2 separate regions of the Mus musculus genome follow, and region 1 is linked to region 2. A link is a contact called in ENCODE POLR2A ChIA-PET data. All regions are on one chromosome and are shown on one strand. The core of a region is the stretch at or near the end of the contact, and the rest is flanking DNA. Distances in the headings are between cores, read along the strand shown.

The links. ChIA-PET counts read pairs that join two places held with the same protein, here RNA polymerase II (POLR2A).
Region 1: POLR2A ChIA-PET joins it to region 2 with 19 read pairs in embryonic stem cell. The contact joins the promoter of Aaas here to the promoter of Sp1 in region 2. POLR2A ChIA-PET finds 5 or more read pairs at or near these places in 4 of 5 experiments (Patski and embryonic stem cell).

The regions. Positions count from the first base shown.
Region 1 is chr15:102,349,036-102,356,073 of GRCm38, reverse strand. It overlaps Aaas (achalasia, adrenocortical insufficiency, alacrimia), which reads left to right and starts at 5,315. Exons shown (of 16, transcript NM_153416.2): 1 at 5,315-5,578; 2 at 5,994-6,121. The coding sequence starts at 5,456. It overlaps Gm36246 (predicted gene, 36246), which reads right to left and starts at 5,247. Exons shown (of 3, transcript NR_155425.1): 1 at 5,162-5,247; 2 at 2,317-2,392; 3 at 935-1,224.
Region 2 is chr15:102,402,102-102,409,094 of GRCm38, reverse strand. It overlaps Sp1 (trans-acting transcription factor 1), which reads right to left and starts at 2,779. Exons shown (of 6, transcript NM_013672.2): 1 at 2,673-2,779; 2 at 1,163-1,323; 3 at 1-879. The coding sequence starts at 2,679.

The sequences.
Region 1 (7,038 bases), core at 4,066-6,565, 56 kb after region 2:
GCGCTTTCCCAGGCATCTGCTCTGGGACCGCCGTCCACCCCGCTGCCGCAGTGGAGGCGCGGAACCCGAAGGCGACCCCACCCCGCGCTACCCCTGCTCTTGCCCAGGTGCAAGATCTCAGCCCTCTGGCCGGGCGCGCGGCTTCAAAGGCGCTTTGAAGAAATCCGAGTTCCGAAGAAGTGTCGAAGGAGACCAGGGGGAGTGGGCAGGACGTGGGGATGCCGAGGCGCGCACCCAGAAGGCAGAGGGCGAGAGCGGACCCCGGATCCCGTGGTTCACAAGACCCCCCAAGGGCTGGCCCTGTTGCCTCCCGGGCTCCGCCTGTCCGGTGCCAGCTCCCGCCCGCCGCAGCCTCGCGGTCCTCCCCTCCCAGGCCCCTCGGCCCCTTTCATCTTGCTAGACTCGGCTTGGGGTTTTGCTGGTTTCTGGGAGATAAAAACCGCCTCAAATAGCGGCGGCGCGATGCCAGGACAAACAGGGCCGGGCGGGCCATGTGCGCCTGGTTACCGGCCCGGGGCGCCCTGCTCCGGAGGGCGAGCTCAGGCTCCGGCGATGCCTCCCAGACAGTATGTTGGGGCGGTGTATGTGTGTGTGTGTGTGTGTGTGTGTGTGTGTGTGTGTGTGTGTGTGTGTGTGTGTGTGGTGCCCTTAGAAGTCTCTGACCGCGACTGGAGCGCTGCCTGAGTTTGCTCGCTCAGGTCTCAGGAGGGGCGGTGGTAAACCTAAAGCAAAATGCTCGGAGCCCTGGGGGTGGGTGCCATTGGGCTGTAGTCGCTGCGTCGCCCGGGCCATCGCGCCCTCTAGTGCAGTTAGTGGGGGGCTGTGCTAAGCCTGGACGTTGGCCTCTCTAGAACCCGCAAAAGCCATTTTAAAAAGTGTTAAGTTAGCAGTATGGAAGAGGAGGACAGTGCTTGAAAGAGGCCGAGCCAGGACAGAATGGCACTGTGGCTTTACTCCAGGGCGCTTTAAAGGTTGAATCACAAACTTAGCAGACACATACCCGAGGATGACGAGGGGTGGGGAGCTTCATCCGATGCAGGCAGGAATGATGTCTTGGAGTTAGGGATGGACGGTGATCGAGATTCAAATAAAAACCAGCTTCAACACTTTCCTGTCATCTGGCTGGCTATTTCTTTTCTTCAAGCCTGCCCGATCCTCTTTTTCTCAAAGACCTTTCCTAGTCTGCCAGTTGTTCTCAGATAATAGAGAATTTATCAAGTCAGCCTGGCTAATAAGAAAAGGTTAGCTCTTGGTTAAACTTAAAACAAGATGCACGCTTGTAATCCTACCATATTGGCCTGGGCTACATATTAAAATTTTTTTTTCAGAGACTGAACAAAGTTATTATCTCTGATGATTCTCTGGAACTATAATTTTGAGAACCTAGAATCTGCTTTTATTTTTTATTTTTATTTTTAAATTCAAGCGACGGAGAGATAGTGCACTGGTTAAGAGTTCTTACAACTGGTGCAGAGGACTCAGTTTCCATTCCTGGAACCCATGAGAAGGCTAACCATAACTCTAGTTTCAGGGGATCCTAAACCATTTCTGCATAAAAGCAAATTCATACACATAAAAGAAAAAATAATAAGGGGCTGGGGAGATGGCTCAGTGGTTAAAGGTTAAGAGCACTTGACTGCTCTTCCAAAGGTCTTGAGTTCAATTCCTAGCAACCACATGGTGGCTCACAACCATCTGTAATGGGATCTGATGCCCTCTTCTGGTGTGTCTGAAGACAGCTACAGTGTACTCACATACATAAAATAAATAACTCTTTAAAAATAAAATAAATGCTTTCTTTTTTTTGGGGGGGGGGGAGACATGATCTCTCTATGCAGCCATGACTTATCCTGAAACTGGATATGTACATGAAGCTGACCCCTAGTGGTAAAAAAATCCCCCTGCCTCTGCCTCTTGAGTATTAGGATAAAGGGCGTGTGCTACCATGCCTGAAAAAGTCTTTAAAAGATTCATTTCCTTTTATTTTATGTGATGAATACTCTGAAAGTTGCCTGATGTAAATCCTGGGAACAAAACTAGGGCCCCCTGGAAGAGCATCAACTGCTCTGAACTGCTGAGCCGCCTCTTTAGCTTCACCAGCAAATTTATGAAAAATTTTAAAAAGAGAGAGAGAAAAATCTCAGGTGACTCGGGCATTCCTTAACATTCGAGGGATAAGAGATTACAGGCAAGTCCAGCGTGGAGGGTTTGCTTCCAGCACGCAGGACACAGAGAACAACCACAGCAAGCTCCAGGGCAGCACAGGGAGACCCAGCTCAGCGAAACAGAGCAAAGGGAAATTGAGGCCAACCTCACCTCAGATGAAGAGAACCTGCAGGCTTCGTCCGGATGTCTCTGTCTTCTGACCTGGGAGCTTCTCTGTAAGGTCCTTCTAGATAGAAAGGAGAGGCAGACACAGAAGTTCAGGGCACAAGAAACTATTTCTGCCATTGCCCTTACATTCTTCAGTGAGGCCGGGCATGGTGGCACACACCTTTAATCCCAGCACTTGGGAGGCAGAGGCAGGAGGATTTCTGAGTTCGAGGCCAGCCTGGTCTACAAAGTGAGTTCCAGGACAGCCAGGGCTACACAGAGAAACCCTGTCTCGAAAAAACCAAAAAAAAAAAAAAAAAAAAACCCACCAAAAAAACCCACATTCTTCAGTGAGACTGGGGGTGTGGGGCCTGAGCCTACATACAGCTTTGAGTTCTTCCTTCCTTCCTTCCTTCCTTCCTCCCTCCCTCCCTCCCTCCCTCCCTTCCTTCCTTTCTTCCTTCATTCCTTCCTTCCTCTCTCTCTCTCTCTCTCTCTCTCTCTCTCTCTCTCTCTCTTTCCCTTTCTTTTCTTTTTTCTTTTTTTCAGACAGGCCTAGTCTCTCAGGTTCGCTGTGTACCAGATGAATGACAATCGAGGTTAACTATTCACCACTGTTTGTAATTCTCAGCACTCAGGAGATGAGGCAGGAGGATTCCGGCAAATTAGAAGTCACCCTCAGCCTGTCTCAAAAATACAAAACTAAAATTAATCAAGTGCATAATTGCCACACCTCCCATTCTTTACGCTCCAGTTTTAGGTCCATCTTCCACATTTCTTTTTAAAGACAAGATCTTATGTAGCTGAGACATAGTGTGAACTATGCTTCAGAGGATGTCCCTGAATTTGTGTCTCTAGACATAGTGTGGTTTGTGCTTGTTTGTTTGTTTTTGAGACACCATCTCACTATATATCCCTGACTGGCCTGTAGCTTCCTATGTTAGACCAGGATAGCTCTGAATTCACAGTGATCCACCCATTTCGGCTTCCTGAGTGCTGGGACTAAAAGCATGTACCATTAGGCCAGGCTAATACGTTTAGTTTTTCTTTTTAAAGAGTTAATTTATTGGGAAATGAAAACCAAACTAAGAGCCAGGTGATGGTGGCAGTGGTGGCACCTTTAATCCCTGTACTTGGGAGGCAGAGGAAGATGGAACTCTGAGTTTTGAGGCCAGACTGGGGTACCTATGGAGTGAATTCTAGGACAGACAGGGCTACACAGAGAATCCTTCTATTGAAAAACAAAACAAAGCAAAAAGTTATTTGGGGGCCAGAGAGATGGCTCAGTGGCTAAGAGCAGTTACTGTTCTTGCAGAGGATCCTGGTTCTGTTCCCCAAATCTACATGATGATTCAGAACCATCTGTAACTCCTGTTCCAGGGGAGTCCAGCGCCCTTTACTGGCTGCTGTGGACACTGCATGCATGTGGTGCACATAGGTGCATACAGGCAAAACACAAATTAAAAAAATATTTTTAAAAGCCCCTTATACTCCCTGTATAGTACTACAGGTGTGCATGCACCACCATGCCCAGTGACAAAAGTGCTCTCGAGGAGGAGGGTCAGGCTCAGAGTCAGTTTCAATTAAAGGCTAGGTGAGTCCATTTCTTTGGGTGTCAGGTGAGGCAGAGCATCATAGATTCAGGAGCAGGTGGAAGAGTTTGCTTATTCATAATGGCCAGGAAGCAGAGAGATAGCAATAGCAGGGAAAGGCTAATACCGTTCCTGTGAGTCTCACCATCCCACACTTCCCTCCCATTTGTCTATTCAGATTTTGAGCTCACAATTGAATTAAGTTAGAATTAAACCATCTAAACATCTCTCTGTAGTTCTAGCCCCCCCCCCAACCCCTTCAGTTTCAGAAAAGGTCTCAGGAGAGCATGGTGGTAGATCTTTAATCTCAGCACTCTTGGGAGATAGAGGTATGAATCTCTATGAATTCAAGGTCAGTCATGTCTACATAGCAAGTTCCGTGCTAGCCAGAGCAACATAGCCATACCCTGCCTCAAAATAAAGCCTAGGGCTGGAGAGATGGCTCAGCAGTTAAGAGCACTGACTGCTCTTCTAGAAGTCCTGAGTTCAATTCCCAGCAACCACATGGTGGCTCACAACCATCTGTAATGGAATCAGATACCCTCTTCTGGTGTGTCTGAAAACCATGAGAGTGTACTCATATAAATAAAACAAATCTTAAAACAAACAAACAAACAAACAACAAAGCCTAAATAAGACAAAGTCAGGGTGGTATGTATCTCAAGTTGGAAGAGAACTATGGAGTGGACATTCAGTGATCCTCCTGCCTGTACCTCCCAATGCTGGGATTACAGATCGGAGTCAACGGTATTTGGAGGCAGGGGCTTGCTACGCAGTCTACACTAACCTTTTATTCTTGTCCACATCCTGTAGGCATTACAGCCTTGGGCCAATATGCCCCACCAATGTCTGGTTTGTGTGTATTTTGGTCCAATCTGTGTCATTTTGCTACTGGTAGTTCAACGGTGCACTTTTGGGGTTATTGTAAGGATTATAGAAGCGTTTGTTAGTGATATACTCGGGAAAAGTTACTGTCCTTCCAGTGTCCGTCTCTCTCTTTCAGGACGCCTTACCCTGTGAAGTCCGTTCTGACTGTCCTCTAAAGTCTTTTTTGTTTTTTTTTTGGAGGTGGGGGGGCGGGGAAAGCTCACTGGTAGGATGACATCGTCTGTATATTCCTCAAGGATATTTACGGGGGTTGGAGAGTTTAATTAGGTACTTTCCTAAACCTGGCTTATTTTGGGCTTTTTCCGTACTAAGTAAGTGAGTGGGAGACGCTGCTGGGGATTCAGAGTTGGAAAAAACAGTAGTCTTACAGGAAACAAACCAAAACCAAACCGCGGCGCTCCTTACGCCACAGGTCGGTCCTCGGACGTGTCAGCGTCGTGCCCGCTCCGTACGCAAGGGGGCGCGCCAGGAAGTCCCGGAAGTCCGTCCCGAAACCCGACTCGGAACTTTCTTCCTTGCACTTCCGTTCAGCTTCGCGCAGTCGTTTGTCCTGTACGGCTACCCGTCCTCACACGAATCTAGCCCGGGAACTAAGATTCCGGGGAGCGCAGTCGTCACCAGCCGGGAGCCTGTCGATTCCAGACGCTCTCCGGACTGGCAAGATGTGCTCCCTGGGGTTGTTCCCCCCGCCGCCGCCTAGAGGTCAAGTCACCCTGTATGAGCACAATAACGAGCTGGTGACCGGCAACAGCTATGAGAGCCCGCCTCCCGACTTTCGGGGCCAGGTGGTCCGGGTGGGAACGCTGCGGTGGGGATGCGGAAAGTGGGAATAGAGGCGACGCGGCGGGGCTCGCTCACAAGTGATTGGGAACGGCATGACTCCCACAGGAGACTGGAGAGAACGAAATATATTTTAGGGCCTGTGTTACCCAGTTAGGCATGCCAAGGCATGTGAGGAGGTTCTAGGAGGGGTAGAGAAGATGATGGATGCCGTCCATCAGGTCTTCTCTAGTGTCAACCCTGTGAAAAACGATTGTGGTTTGCAGATGAGGACTGAAAATTTTCTGTCCCACAAGTGTTACATTTGTGGGTATGGGAAATGGGGCCGTGGAATCTCTTATGCCATAGGTTGGAGATGGCAAGGAGTTCTGTTAAGATTTGGGGAAGAGACTGACTGCCTCCCTCTCTTCTGAGGTATAGTGGATCAATCTTCCTGTCCTACACCTGACCAAGGATCCCCTAAAAGCCCCAGGGAGGCTGGACCATGGTACAAGAACTGCCTTCATCCATCACCGTGAGCAAGTGTGGAAGAGATGCATCAATGTTTGGTGAGGCATAGCAAACAGTGGCTTAAATAGGCCATGGTCTACCGAGCCTGCTTTGGGCAGCTCTTGAATGGCTGCTTATTGCAGTCTGTGTCTTCATATTACCACAAATCATATTAGGTGATCCATTTTTATTGTAAAACTCAAGGGTGTACCAGAAACCTCATTTATCCCTAATAGCTTGGCTTGATTTTACAAACCTGCTCTCAGCACCGACCTCATTTGCTTTTATCTGAAGCTCAGGAAAGTTAGGAAAAGGTTGAATTGATTCGTTAATATGTAGGACATGTAAGAATTAAAGCTGTGCTATCTTTTTTTTTTTTAACTGTACGTTTGGAAAAGTTACATAATTACTCTGTCCTAAAGCCAAACCCCTTTAAACCATGGTGACTAAATAGATACAAAGCACATAGAAGCATTTCCTGGCACATTAATCCCTTGATGTGTTTGCCATCCCCATTATTATCATTGCCATTATCTGTAAAAAGAATCCCTGGTGCCGGGCGTGGTGGCTCACGCCTTTAATCCCAGCACTCCGGAGGCAGAGGCGGGCGGATTTCTGAGTTCGAGGCCAGCCTGGTCTACAGAGTGAGTTCCAGGACAGCCAGGGCTACACAGAGAAACCCTGTCTTGAAAAAACAAACAAACAAAAAAAAAACGAATCCCTGGCAATTATGTTCCTGGGTTCATGAGTTTGCTTGTTACTTTGTGAGTTGTTGTCAAATAGCCTTTTATCCAAATTTTACATACAGGACTTGGGGTATAGCTCAGTTGGCAGAGTGCTTGCCTGGCATGCAGGAAGCCCTAAGATCAGTAACTAGCACCATGTAAAACTAGGTATGATTGGTACATGTCTGTAATCTCACACTAGGCAGGAGGAGCAAAAGCACGTGGCTATTCTTGGCTACATTGCAAAATTG
Region 2 (6,993 bases), core at 1,530-4,029:
ACTAGTCCCTGATGAGCCACTGCTGGTAAAGTTCATAATTCCCATGTTGCTGGTGGTAGTAGTTGTTGAATAACTATTGGCATTGGTAAAAAAGGAGCTGGAACTAGCTTGTGATGACACCAAGCTGGCAGAACTGATGGCAGTCCCTGAGGTGACAGGCTGTGAGCTGCTCTCCTGGGATCCAGAGCTGCTGATAGTGCCTGCCTGAGAGCTGGGAGTCAGGGTAGCTGCAGAAACGCTGTTGACAGGTAGCAAGGTGATGTTCCCATTCAGGGCCACTGGTACATTGGTCACATACTGAGTCTGTCCTGAGAGCACATTATTAGCAAGGCCTTGAAGGGGGACAGCCTGCTGGAGTAGATTTGGCATAGCAGCAATAATGTTGCCCCCACTTCCTCTATTTGGGATGATCTGTTGGTTTGCACCTGGTATGATCTGTATTTGACCAGAACCATCCTGCTGCACTTGGGCCCCAGTGGCAGCAAACTGCAGCTGCTGCCCATCAACAGTCTGGAACTGTGGGATTACTTGATACTGAATATTAGGCATTACTCCAGGGAGACCTGTCAGAACTTGCTGGTTCTGTAAGTTGGGGGTAGCAGCCACAACATACTGCCCACCAGAGACTGTGCGGTTCTTGGAAGACTCGCTGCCATTGGTACTGTTGCCACTCTGTTCCTTTGAGGTAGGGGTAGCCCCAGAGGAGGAAGAGATGATCTGCCAGCCATTGGCACCCTGTGAAAGTTGTGCGGCTGTGAGGTCAAGTTCACCTGTGCCCCCTGACTGACTCGGACCCTGGGAGTTGTTGCTGTTCTCATTGGGTGACTCAATTCTGCTGCAGGTTGCTGCCAGCAGAGCCAAAGGAGATGGCTGGGATTCCTGGCCAGAAGAGAGGAAAGGAGTTAGTGGCACCCAATAGCTGGCCTAGGGGGCAGTATTCAACAGACAAAACAGCAACAATGCAGGAATATAGAGCAAAAACCAGAAACAAAATGCTCACTTTCTGTATACTGTTCCAACTTTCGTATCTGGGGACCCTCTAGATCACCTATCTTTCTGAGTGTACTTCCCTACTGTATTTTTCTTCCCAGAATTTTTGGTTAAGGAAGTTTCTAAGAATATTTATACCCTTTCAACACATTCCCCATCCTTGATCACTCACCTGCCCTCCTCCGCCACCACTGCTGCTGCTACTGCCTGTGCTGCTGCTTCGAGTCTGAGAAAAGGCGGCACCGCCACCATTGCCGCTACCCCCATTATTGCCACCAACATCTTTTTCAATCTTCACCACAGCTGTCACTTCATCCATGGAGTGATCTTGGTCTAAAAATAATTACAAAAGAAATAAATTAAGTGTATGTGTGTGTGTAGGGGGGGGTGTGTTAAAAACAACATAAGATTTAAAATTAAGGATTTGACCGTCAGCAATGACTGACAGAACAGTTTTTAAAAAGATCTTAGCCAGATAGGTCTAAATATGGTGGTAAGCCTAAAATCCCAGAATTTGGAAGTGGAGGCAAAAGTTCAAAGAAATCCTCAGCTACATAGTAAATTGGGATGCCAAAGCCATAGACACATAGCTTAATGGTGCCCAAGACAGGCCACTATTTTCCTATGCACAAATTAACCCCAGAAATGACTCAAAAATTGCTTTGGAAGCTAGGCATGGTGACTCACACCTATAATCCCAAGACTTGGAAGGATGAGCCAGGTGGTTCACCAGTTCTAGGTCTTCCAGGCCTACAGAGTAAGAACTGATCCCAATACAAATAGCCCTTTTGAGAAAGGGAATTTGGAATTTCAGTGTCTCAGAAATAAAGAGTTGCTCCTTAGGGTTGATAGCACTCTTAATCCCAGCACTCAAGAGGAAGAGGCACCTAGACAGCTAAAAGTCTGAGGGCTGCAATAGTAACTTCGAGTTACTACGAATACCACATAGAACCTATCTCAAAAAAGAAAAAAAAAAAAAATGCATCCTGGAAGGAAAAGGAGACCCAACATGTGGGTGGATGGAAAGTGTGCTAAAATTAGGACTATAAGAGATGAAGAAAGATCTAGTGTAAACAATAACAGGAAGGGACTGAGAAAGAGTAAATCCTAAGAGAAGGTGAGGAAACATCTGAGAGGACAGGTAAGGGTCTAGGGATTAGAACCCAGGTTTGGGGCTGAGGAGGCGGTCCAAAGAAGGAAGGGGCGGTTTCGGGGATAGAGGCGTGGCAAGGGCGGGTCGGATGGGGGAAGGGAAATTTACGGGGGTGCGGGGGAGGGCCCGGGGCAGGCTGCGACCGGAGGGCGGGCGGACCGGGGAGGCGGTTGGCCCAGGCGGGGCCTGCACTGGTCGGGCCGCCCCCGCGGCGCCAGCCCCCGACGGGAGGAGCCTCAGGCGGCCGGCCGGGTAGTGGGGGGTAAGGCCCGTCCCTCGTGGCCGGGGCGGGCAGGGGGCGGGCGAGGCCACGCTGCCCCCTCCCCCGGGGCGGGTAGCCCATCCCCCTCCTCCTCCGAGGCCCCGCCACTGCCCCTTCTCCCTCCCTTCCCTCCGCCCCGGGCGGGACCAAGGCCGCCGCCGCCGCCTCCCGCCCGCCCCCCCTCACAGCGGGGACCGCCCGGTCGGTCCTCGCGCGCGCCCCCTCACTCCCCTCCCACCCCTAGGCTCGGAGTGGACTCATCCTTACCGCTCATGGTGGCAGCTGAGGGGCGAGCTCAAGGGGGTCCTGTACGGGGGGGTTGGGGGGGGCCGGGAAAAACGCGGACGCTGACGAGGCAAGCGAACCCGGACCGGACAGGGAGGGGGGGGTAAGGAGGAGGGAGCAGCGCACCACAAGCCCGGCCTAATCCCCGCCCCTTATCTACTGCCCCGCCCAATGAGGGAGGGTGAAAGGAGGGCCTTGCAGAGGAAAGGCGGGCTGCCTACCCAATGGTAGGACTCGCTCTCTCGCTGAGGCGTGTAAGAGCAAGTTGCGTACTTGGTTTCCGCCCAGAAAGGCCGCCCTCTCAGTTTTAGCAACCAATTAGAAACTCAGGAAGTGGTGGTGGGCGGGATGAGATGACGATGGACTTGCAGAGAAACCAGTCAACCTCCAGGCGGGCTCCGTGAGCGGTAGGGATAGGAAGAGCTTAAGTAAGAAAGACAGGACAACGACCAACCAGAATCCTGGGCATGCCTGGGCAAAGTCCGTGTAGGGGGAAGAGTAAGAAATAGGCCGGAATGGGATAGGAGCAAGCTTCCTAAACCAATCAGAATTCAGGCGGGCAGTTAAGAAAGTTCTGATTGGACGATAACTGAAAAGAGCCGGAACAGGACGCGTATTGACGTGAACGAACAGCCAATTACGCGCCGAGGAGAAGGTGGAGGCTGGAACTTGGAATGGGGAGAGGAGAACAGGCTTCCTCCTCCGATACTCAAGCCAATGAGGCAGCGAAGGCAGCATGGCACCGCCTCTAGCTTTGGCCAATGGTCGTTACAGGGCCGCCCATCCTGAGGAGGGAACCGGGCTGTGCCAAAAGGAGTTGGTCGCCATGTTGGCCCTCCTCGGGAGGCTTCCTTCCCTCGTTAGGGTGTGCGCTTGAGTGGAGCCCTCCACAAGTGTCAGAGTCGAGACGCGTGAGGGCGAGAGTGTCGCGTCGCCCGAGACTGTTCGGGTTGTCCCTTCCCCGCTCCTACACAGCACCCCTCGAATGTCACCCCTGCCGGGATGGGCGGGCGGCTCCCCCTGGCCGTGGGTGGAAGCCCTGCGGCGGCGGGCGGGACGACAGCTTGGTGACGGCACGCGAAAACCCAAGTCGACTGAGCTGACCAATATGGAAGTCTTTCGGGAAGATGTAGCAAGCGCCATTTTCTTAAGCTGCCCCAGACCTGCTAAACCAACTCAGCTTTCAGAGTAACGCACGCTGGGGAACTTCGTGAAGCCAAGCTCTCATAAACTACTTCCATTTTCCCTCTTAGTAGAAAGCACGCTAACCTAGTTACTTCCTTTTGCAATCACAAAGGTTAAAGATTTTGCCTTAGGCACCTCAATCTCTGGCCTCCATTTCGCCTTCTTTCTCCTCATTTAAACTTTGTCACTGACTGGTGTCACCACGTTTAGTACTTGGAACTAATACAGTTAATCACTTAATGTGTCCTACTTTACGGGCTGGATGCTCCTGTAAAAAAAGGGAAACACTTTAAAGATAGGAACCGAGGCTCTCTGCTCCTTTGGAGATGGCCTTGGAAATGTGAAGTGACAGCTGAGATACCTGGTTGTCCCAGTTAAATAGGCATTTAGCACTGATTATGACAAACTCAATGTAAGGCATGGTAGTACACACTTTTAGGACCCAACTCTGGAGGCAGAGGCAGGAGGATCTCTTCTAAGTTTGATGCCAACCTGATCTACATACTGAGTTTCAGGACAGCTAGGGCTGTGCAGACCAACAATGTTTCAAAACAACAACGAAAATTAAGACGTTAAGAAAAATATTCACCCGGGCAATGGAAAGCAGAGGCAGGCAGATTGGATTTCTGAGTTCGAGGCCAGCCTGGTCTACAAAGTGAGCGCCAGGACAGCCAGGGCTACACAGAGAAACCCTGTCTCGAAAAACCAAAAAAAAAAAAAAAGAAAGAAAGAAAGAAAGAAAGATATTCAGCATCAGAAATATTAAGTGGAGAAAAATTAATTTGAGAAGTAACATGCCCAAGATTACAAAGCTAATAAATAATAAGTTTTGTCCTAAAAAGTCCTATATAGCCTCATATGGTGACAATTCCTGTAATTCTGTACTTGGGAGGCTGAAGCAATCAGGTTTCGGAAACATGGAGGAAAACCTGAACTACCAAAATAAAGTCCTCTATGAAATCTTTTTTTTTTTTTCTTTCCCTTTTTCTTTTTTTTTGGGGGGGGGTGAGGGGGGGTGAGGGTGTGGCCAGGGTAAACAGTATTTCTCTGTGTAGCCCTGGCTATCTAGAAATCACTCTGTAGACCAAGCTGGCCTCAAATTCACAGAGATCTACTTGCTTCTGCCTCCTGAGTACTGGCTGAGATTAAAGGCATGGGCTATCACCATCTTTTTTTTTTTTTTTAACCTGGTCTTTCAAGAACAGGAAACAGGATCTTATTATGTAGCCCAGGCTAGCCTGGAACCAACAATCTCCCTGACTCCCTTCCAGCTTGGGGATTCCAAGTGTCCCCACGCCTCAGTAGGGAGGGGCTTTCTTTATTAGTATGGAATGGGATTGTGGAGTAGGCTTTCTTTTTTGCTCCAGTTGTTCAGCAGAAAGCACCTTTATGCATTCAGGGATTTGTGGCCTCTAAGTGTTTTATTTTTAAAGGTACCAGTGTTTTAAAAACACACTGCAACACCAACATCGTACTGGGTAGTGGCTGAAATTAGGACTTAATTGAAATCAAATTCAAAAGTACCCTGGACTACAAAGACTTTGAGTCCAAGTATACACATATGTGAATTAATATTTTTTTTGTTTTTTTGAGACAGGGTTTTTCTGTGTAGCACTGACTGTCCTGGAACTTACTCTGTAGATGAGGCTGGCCTTAAACTCACAGAAATCTGCTGGTGTCTGCCTCCTGTATGTTCTTTGGGTTTTTTTGTTTTATTTTGTTTTGCTTTGTTTCTAGACAGGGTTTCTCTGCGTAGCCCTGGCTGTCATAATAGGAACCCACTCTGTAGACCAGGCTGGCCTCGAACTCAGAAATCTGCCTGCCTCTGCCTCCCAAGTGCTGGGATTAAAGACATGAGCCACCACTGCCCCACTGCCTCCTGAACTTTTAGATTGAAAGGCACACACTTAAAATAATTCAAACAGGGAGGGTATGGGGGACTTTTGGGATAGCATTGGAAATGTAATTGAGGAAAATACGTAATAAATAAAAATAATAATAATAATTAAAACAAGTAACAAAGGCTCTTAGCAACTGAGAGATCTCTAAGATCTGCCCTGCCCAGGACAGCAAACAGCCAGGACTTTTACAATTTTCCCCCAAGCCTCTGAATAAAGTATTTCAATAACAACAACAAAAACAAATAACAAATAAAATCTGGACAGCAGAGATGGTTTTCAGGATAAATCTTGCCAGACAAACCTGAATACAAGAGCTCAGTCTCAGGGTCCACTCAATAAGAGAACTCGCAACTCTCAAAGTCTGCCCTCTCACCTACACACATACACACACACACAAGCTCACACACGCACACTGCCCTGTATCCTCCACAAATTAAATGTACATTCCAAAAGCTCCTCTCTGACCTACATACATACATACACCGTGGCTTGTGTTCTTCCCAAAATAAATAAATGTAATTTAAAGTAATTAAGAAAATAAGGGAAGGGGCTGGTGAGATGGCTCAGTGGGTAAGAGCACCCAACTGCTCTTCCGAAGGTCTGGAGTTCAAATCCCAGCAACCACATGGTGGCTCACAACCATCTGTAACAAGATCTGACACCCTCTTCTGGAGTGTCTGAAGACAGCTACAGTGGACTTACATATAATAAATAAATAAATAAATCTTAAAAAAAAAAAAAGGCAACAGCGATTTGGCTGGACATGAATTTAAAAAAGAAAAAGAAAGAAAAAGAAAAGAAGGGAAGAGACTGGAGAGAAGAAAGCTTCAGGACTGGGAAGAACTTCCTGGAAGGAAAAGACTACATTACTCATCCCTGTAAGGCAAGCTCTGATGATTCTGACAGCTGCCTAGGATAGTCAGCACCAGACCACACCTAACTCACTCACTTAAGGGGTGGAGAGAAACAAATGGTGATCCTTATTCTAACTTGTTTTCTTTCCTTTGAGACAAAGGTCTTACTCTATAGCCCAGGCTTTGCCAGAATGTGTGCCCACCTGCTTCTAACTCTGTAATGTTAGAATATATGATCTCACTAGCGCACGCATTGGTGCGTACACCCATGGTTTAAAGAGCTTTGGCAGTCAGGTAATGATGGATCCTTGTAATGGTAGCTTTTATGAGTCAGAGACAGAAAAAATAAGTAGTGGGTTACAA